Linked DNA regions of Homo sapiens: region 2 is linked to region 1. A link is a loop called in an ENCODE intact Hi-C map of the cell type or tissue named here. Cell type or tissue: Caco-2. All regions are shown on one strand. Links, peaks and the distances in the headings refer to the core of each region. The heading gives the core; the rest is flanking DNA.

Region 1 (2,921 bases), core at 178-2,677:
AAGGTCTCTCGCCTCTGTCTTGGGGCTTTCAGAATAGACTGGATGACCTTAGAATTAAAGGCAGATTCATGTTTTTCTGAACAGTACCTCCTTGTATTGACAAGTGTTTCCCCAATAGTTTGTTTTACAGTAAATGCTTCAACTAAAGAATCCAATTATTAACCCATTCACACTGTTTCAGTTTGCAGATAACCATTTGCCCAGCACAAAAATCTTTATATTGTTCTCAGAAATTGATTCTTGACTCTACACAGCAAATCCTTCGTCTTTATTGTTTTGACCCATTACAAATGCTTTCCACTATGATGGACTTATATTCTCCTTTTCTCCTCTAGCACTTACTTTCTTTTTTCCCCAGGAGTCCAAGTCTTGGCAACCTTTGAAAAAATCCCATTTGAGAGACCTTTCAGGAGGCCAAATGCTAATTTTACCAGCAACAGCTTCACATCACAGTACTGGAATGCGGTCAGCCACCGGGCCCCTGCCATTATCTATGACTGCTATCTGCGGCTCACTGGAAGGAAGCCCAGGTGAGAAGCTGAGTCAATGGCTTTGAGAGTGTCACTGCATGGGAGATTAAGGCCCCAAAATCTTTAGTGCTTCCTTCAGCCGAGGATTAAAGGAGACAACTGAATCTTACCCATATATACAGATTGAACACACCTAATCTGAAAATCCAAAATCTGAAATTCTCCAAAATCCAAAACGTTTTGAGTGCTGACATGATGCCACAAGTGGAAAATTCCACATACCTTACCTCATGTGATGGGTCACAGTCAAAAGACATTCAAAACTGTTTCATACATAAAATTATTTAAAATATTATGTAAGATTACCTTCAGGCTCTGTGTATATGGCTAAGTGTGTATGAAACAGAAATGAATTTTGTGTTTAGACATGGGTCCCATCCCCAAGATAGCTCATTACATATATGCAAATATTCCAAAATCTGAAAACAATCAAAACCCAAAACACTTCTGGCCCAAGTATTTCACATAAAGGATACTCGACCTGTATAAGTTTTGAACAAAGCAGTCATAGTGAGAAGCCACAAAAGACATTAAAAATGTTCCAGCACAATAAAGGAAGGTAAATGTTAAAGAGGTTGATGAATTCAGCAAGTAATCATTCATGCGAAAAGAAAAGCAATTGAGACTCTGTCACTAGGGTTTTCTGAATAGGTAGATAATCTTAAATATACAATAATGATGACAACCTCACTTACTGAGAGTTTACTGTGGCACTCGTGGGGCTAAGGCTGATGCATGATGATCCCATTTTCATTGTCACAGCTACCCAAGGAAGATGTCCTCATCATCCCAATTTTACAAATGGGGAAATAGAAGCTAAGGAAAGAATCTGAATTAGTCTCAAAGGAAGTGACAGGAAGGATGTGGAGAAAGCCGAGTCTCAAAGTCAGTATTCGGAACCAGATTTACTGCCACCTAGAGATGAGTGAAGAAATTAGAGGGAACACAGTGTGCTGATGCTAAGGCAGCTGTCACCACCTAGCTGTGTGACACAGGACATACGCCTTTATCTGTCTCGCTTGAATAATATTATGTGTCAGAGGAGTCATTGTTATAATTGCCTAAGGCAATTCTCGTGATCAAGAATCAGAAGTATGAACAGTATTGCCTTCTGTGCTAGCCCCTTTATAAGGGAGGAAGTCTTCTTCAGCGTGTTTGTCATCTTTATTAGCAGTGCAAATGACTAAAACTTAGCCAATGTAGAGTTTATCTAAATTTTTAAAGACCTCATTTGGAGCTCATAACTCAGTTCTTGAGCAAGGTGAAAAGGAAACATTGTGATTATGGGGAAAATATTTGTATGGGGCTTATTAAATAAAGACAGGAAAAGAAGAAAACCCAAATATTGTAGGCAGAAATGCTAAAGGTTTTAAAATATATCAGGATTGGAAGAGGGCCTGCATAAAGAACAAAGTTCAGTTAGGAAAAAAGAGAAACACAGAAGGAAGAGACACAATAAAAATCTATATGTATCTTGTGAGAAGTCAAACAGTAATATTTGTGGGAAATGGGTTGGTTTGTTGTGTGGTATGTATTTTAGCAATAATCTTTATGGCAGAAAAAGCTGAAATCCTTCTAGACCCTTTCCTGCTCCAGGTGTGCTTGTGTATACTCTCCTATGCTTTTACATCCATATATGGACGTACATAGTTTGCTTTGCAGTAGGGGGGTATGTGTGTATATAAATCAATTGTACATATTTTACAACTTTTTCCACTAATTTTCCATGAAAATCTAAGTCATTCTGCCCGGTGTTGTCTTTTTTTTCTACTGCAAATAGGGCAATGAATATCAGTGTGCATGCCTCTTTGTAGAATGTGCCTGTGTCAGGAGAGGATGCTGAGGAGGGAGACTGCTGGATTGAAGAGTATGTGGAGTTTGTGACTAGTGCCAGGTGACCCTCCCTAAGGAAGAGACTGTCAATTGGCACTACCACAACAGTGTATGAAGGGTACAAAAGTCTTTTTTTTTTCTTTTTCTTTTTTCTTTTTTTTTTGAGATGGAGTCTTGCTTTGTCACCTAGGCTAGAGTGCAGTGGCGAGATCTCAGCGCACTGCAACCTCTGCCTCCTGGGTTCAAGCGATTCTCCTGCCTCAGCCTCTCGAGTAGCTGGGATTACAGGCGCCCGCCACTGTGCCTGGCTAATTTTTGTATTTTTAGCAGAGATGGGGTTTCACGATCTTGACCAGGCTGGTCTCGAACTCCTGACCTCAAGCAAGTCACCCGCCTCGGCCTCCCAAAGTGCTGGGATTACAGGCATGAGCCACCGCGCCCGGCCAAGGGGTACAAAACAGTATGTCTTACCCTCTTAATGGGGGTAAGAATACTTTGTAAAAATCAACTTCTGAATTGTCAAACTCATAAGGAATGACATCTTTTTGTTTTTTTGAT
Region 2 (2,921 bases), core at 225-2,724, 110 kb before region 1:
TTAATTAGCTGTATTTTATTTTTCTGGATTGTGGGGATTAGATGCTCATTATGAAAAGCTGATTTTTAAAAAAACCAATCCCTCTACTTTGACTAGAGGCTAGGAATTATGTCTTAATGGTAGCTATCTCCCAGGAGTAGAAGCATAATAAAGATGCAATTTATTAAATAGTGTTTCCCTTTCATTTACTCTCAGATACTCACTAGTCATTGCTGGGAAGCATATTCAGCCAGTGAGAATGGTTCTATACCACTTATTTGTCTGACTTGTTTCCCAAGGGAATGGATGAGGACCACCCAAAGATCCAGCAGTCCTCACCCTTGTGCAGAATTGAACCAAGCAGCTTGTCTTTCATCAGGTTTTGCATATTGGATCACAGTGACTTCTATTGCCTATTGAACTTTTTCAGATTGTTGCAACATTCCTTCGAGATTTGGTACCAGGAGCAATTAAGCCAGTATATTCCAAAGGTGACGCCAGAGTTTACCTGATACAAATACTTGGCTCATCTGTGCTAAGACTGATTGAGAAAATGTACTGAAATGTTCCAGATGCTGGCATATATTTAACCTGGCACAAGGCCTCAGACCCTGAGAGCCCTGCCCCATGGTACCACAGGGCACACAACTTTCCCACAAAGTTCATCTGTGGCTGTCATGGATAAAATAATGGTTTGGCTTTGCTTTAGTGCCTCTGGCCCCTTTCAGGCAATCAAAAATATTTATTGACCCCTAACTAAATGGAAGGCACAGTGGGACTCAATTCTCACAATTTCTGCCTCTAATTGGGGAATTAAGACACACAGACATTTAAGGAAGGGAAAGAATAGGCTAAGTGTTAAATAGGAATAAAAGAAGATGATAATATGAAATGACATAAGGCAGTTCATGTTTACTTGCCAAAGGACTGATGTAACTACAGTGGGCTTGGTGGAGAGAGACACACCTGGCATCCCAGAGTAGCGTGGGCAGGCATCAGGGATGAAGTCAGATTTGGTGTGAGCATCGGATAGGTCAGTGATTCTCAACCCACCCTGGACATAAGGGCCATCTGGAAAGATTTCAAAAAATGCCAAATAGGATGCCACCAGCCGGGCACAGAAGAGGAGTGGGAATGTCTGAAGAAGGACATAAAGGTTTCAGCAAACAAGCTTTGGTCTGCCAACCAAAGCTTGTTTGGTTGTAGGAGAAAGTTGGTGTGAGAGAAAAAAAGAGAGAAGGCAGAAAAGTCAGGTTGCATCTGACTCTTAAATGGTCTTGCATACCAGGCCAAGGAATTTGGAAACGTATTTGACAATCTTTCTTCTGTTGAGGACAATGGAGTAAATTTAGCCACAACGCCTGACTTTTTCAGCTGGAGAAATATTTGCTTTCCTCCGTATCATGTATTTCCTCACTTCCCACTCTGGCCCCCTGCTTAGAAACTTCGGTTTAACAGGAAATAAGTGTAGACACATGCTAATACTTCACCAGTTCCTCATTCTCTCAAATACAGGATCCTGGCTGATACTATGGGAATGTGATTCAGAAAGTACAAGTACTATGTAGAATTCCCCTGAGTAGTAGCCAGGAGGGGTCACCAAGAGGCAGCAAATTTAGTCTCTCCAACAAGGTAAAGCAGGCCACCCTGGGTTCTCATCCCATTTACAAGGACAAAGGGAGTCGGCACTATCACCTCCAGAATTACGGATGCTTTCACTACAGTTTCCATTTACTTGCTACTATGGTTTGTTCTCGTTTCTCTGATTTTTTTTTCTCTTTTTCCCTTTTTTGAAGAATGGACCTGGGTAAAGTTATGATCATATTATGGCTAATATTGGGCTGAAACAGACTGGATGGATGGATGGATAGATAGACAGATGATACATAGGGATAGATTATTTGTGAAGAGGACTGCCTAACTAAAAGGAAATATTTCAGCTTACAGCTGGCACTTTATAAGACTCTTTGCAGATAAAATTCTGTTAGACCTTTAAAGAAAATAAATTTCACACTACTGTCCTAATGCAGGAACTTGAACACAGCACATTAACTGTAAGTCTTTGCTTATTCATATGGTGAGACTTATTTAGGCCAGGCATGGTGGCTCACACCTGTGGTCCCAGCATTTTGGGAGGCCAGGACAGGAGGATTACTTGGGTCCAGAAGCTCAAGCCCAGCCTAGTCAACAGACCGAGATCCCCATCCCTATGAAATATGTTTTAAAAACTTATATAAAATAGTATTTCAAGTCAGTTTGTGTATTAGTATTAAAAGAAGTGTGTTGCTTTGCAGCTGACTAGAAGCTCAGCATTTCCTAGCTGGGCAAGAGCTTTGAGCATGATTGCAGCATCTCTGCAGAAAAACTACATTCTAAAAGCAACGGAAATCCTCCTGCTGCCCTTCTTCCTCTGAACTGAAGTTTAAAGACCATGGGCACTGCTGGTGACCTCCACAGAGTGTTTCAGTTCCTACCCTCTACTCCCACTCAGCATCACTGAACAGACACAGGCTAGACAGGGCAGTCTGCAGCCCAGACTGTGGTGAGGTGGGAACTGCAGTCCTACTACTTGGTCCATTGAAAGAGGAGGCCAAGAGGCAGAAAATGTTCCCTCTTAATTTTACCGTGTAACCTTTCTTAAGGTGTGGCATGCAACTATGTAATGATCACAATTGTTATATTGTTTATACATCATTTATATTTCTATCATCAGATTTTACTCAAAGGTTTACTGTGGTTGGCTTCACAAGAAGTGTAATTCTGCGTTATTCAGGTATCAGGAAGTGTTTATTAAAACTCTGGTCTTGAGCTGAGTGCCAGAGAGAAAAAAAAAATGCCCACCTGTTGGCCAGTCTAGCTCTGGAGACAAAATTATAAAATATGAGCTAATTAGAGAGTAAATGAATGCTAAAGTGAGAGATGTTTACAACAGCTGCAGGACA

The links. Peaks named below come from ENCODE experiments on the same cell type or tissue, not always from the same donor. Only the 100,000 strongest peaks of a DNase experiment are listed, where the experiment ranks them.
Region 2: it touches region 1 in a loop (12-fold over the local background); 2 of 110 quality-filtered maps call a loop at or near these places.

What each region holds. Positions count from the first base shown.
Region 1 is chr12:29,316,483-29,319,403 of GRCh38, forward strand. It overlaps FAR2 (fatty acyl-CoA reductase 2), which reads left to right. Exons shown (of 12, transcript NM_001271783.2): 9 at 359-530. FAR2-AS1 (FAR2 antisense RNA 1) reads right to left here and starts at 1,366. Exons shown (of 7, transcript NR_103860.1): 1 at 1,226-1,366. In Caco-2, for the core only: a CTCF peak has its summit at 1,498; a DNase peak (open chromatin) is centred at 1,489.
Region 2 is chr12:29,205,850-29,208,770 of GRCh38, forward strand. The region is part of intron 1 of FAR2 (fatty acyl-CoA reductase 2); the gene reads left to right. Among named protein-coding and RNA genes, the nearest start is that of FAR2, 58 kb to the left of the region's middle. In Caco-2, for the core only: no CTCF peak of the experiment used is centred there; no DNase peak of the experiment used is centred there.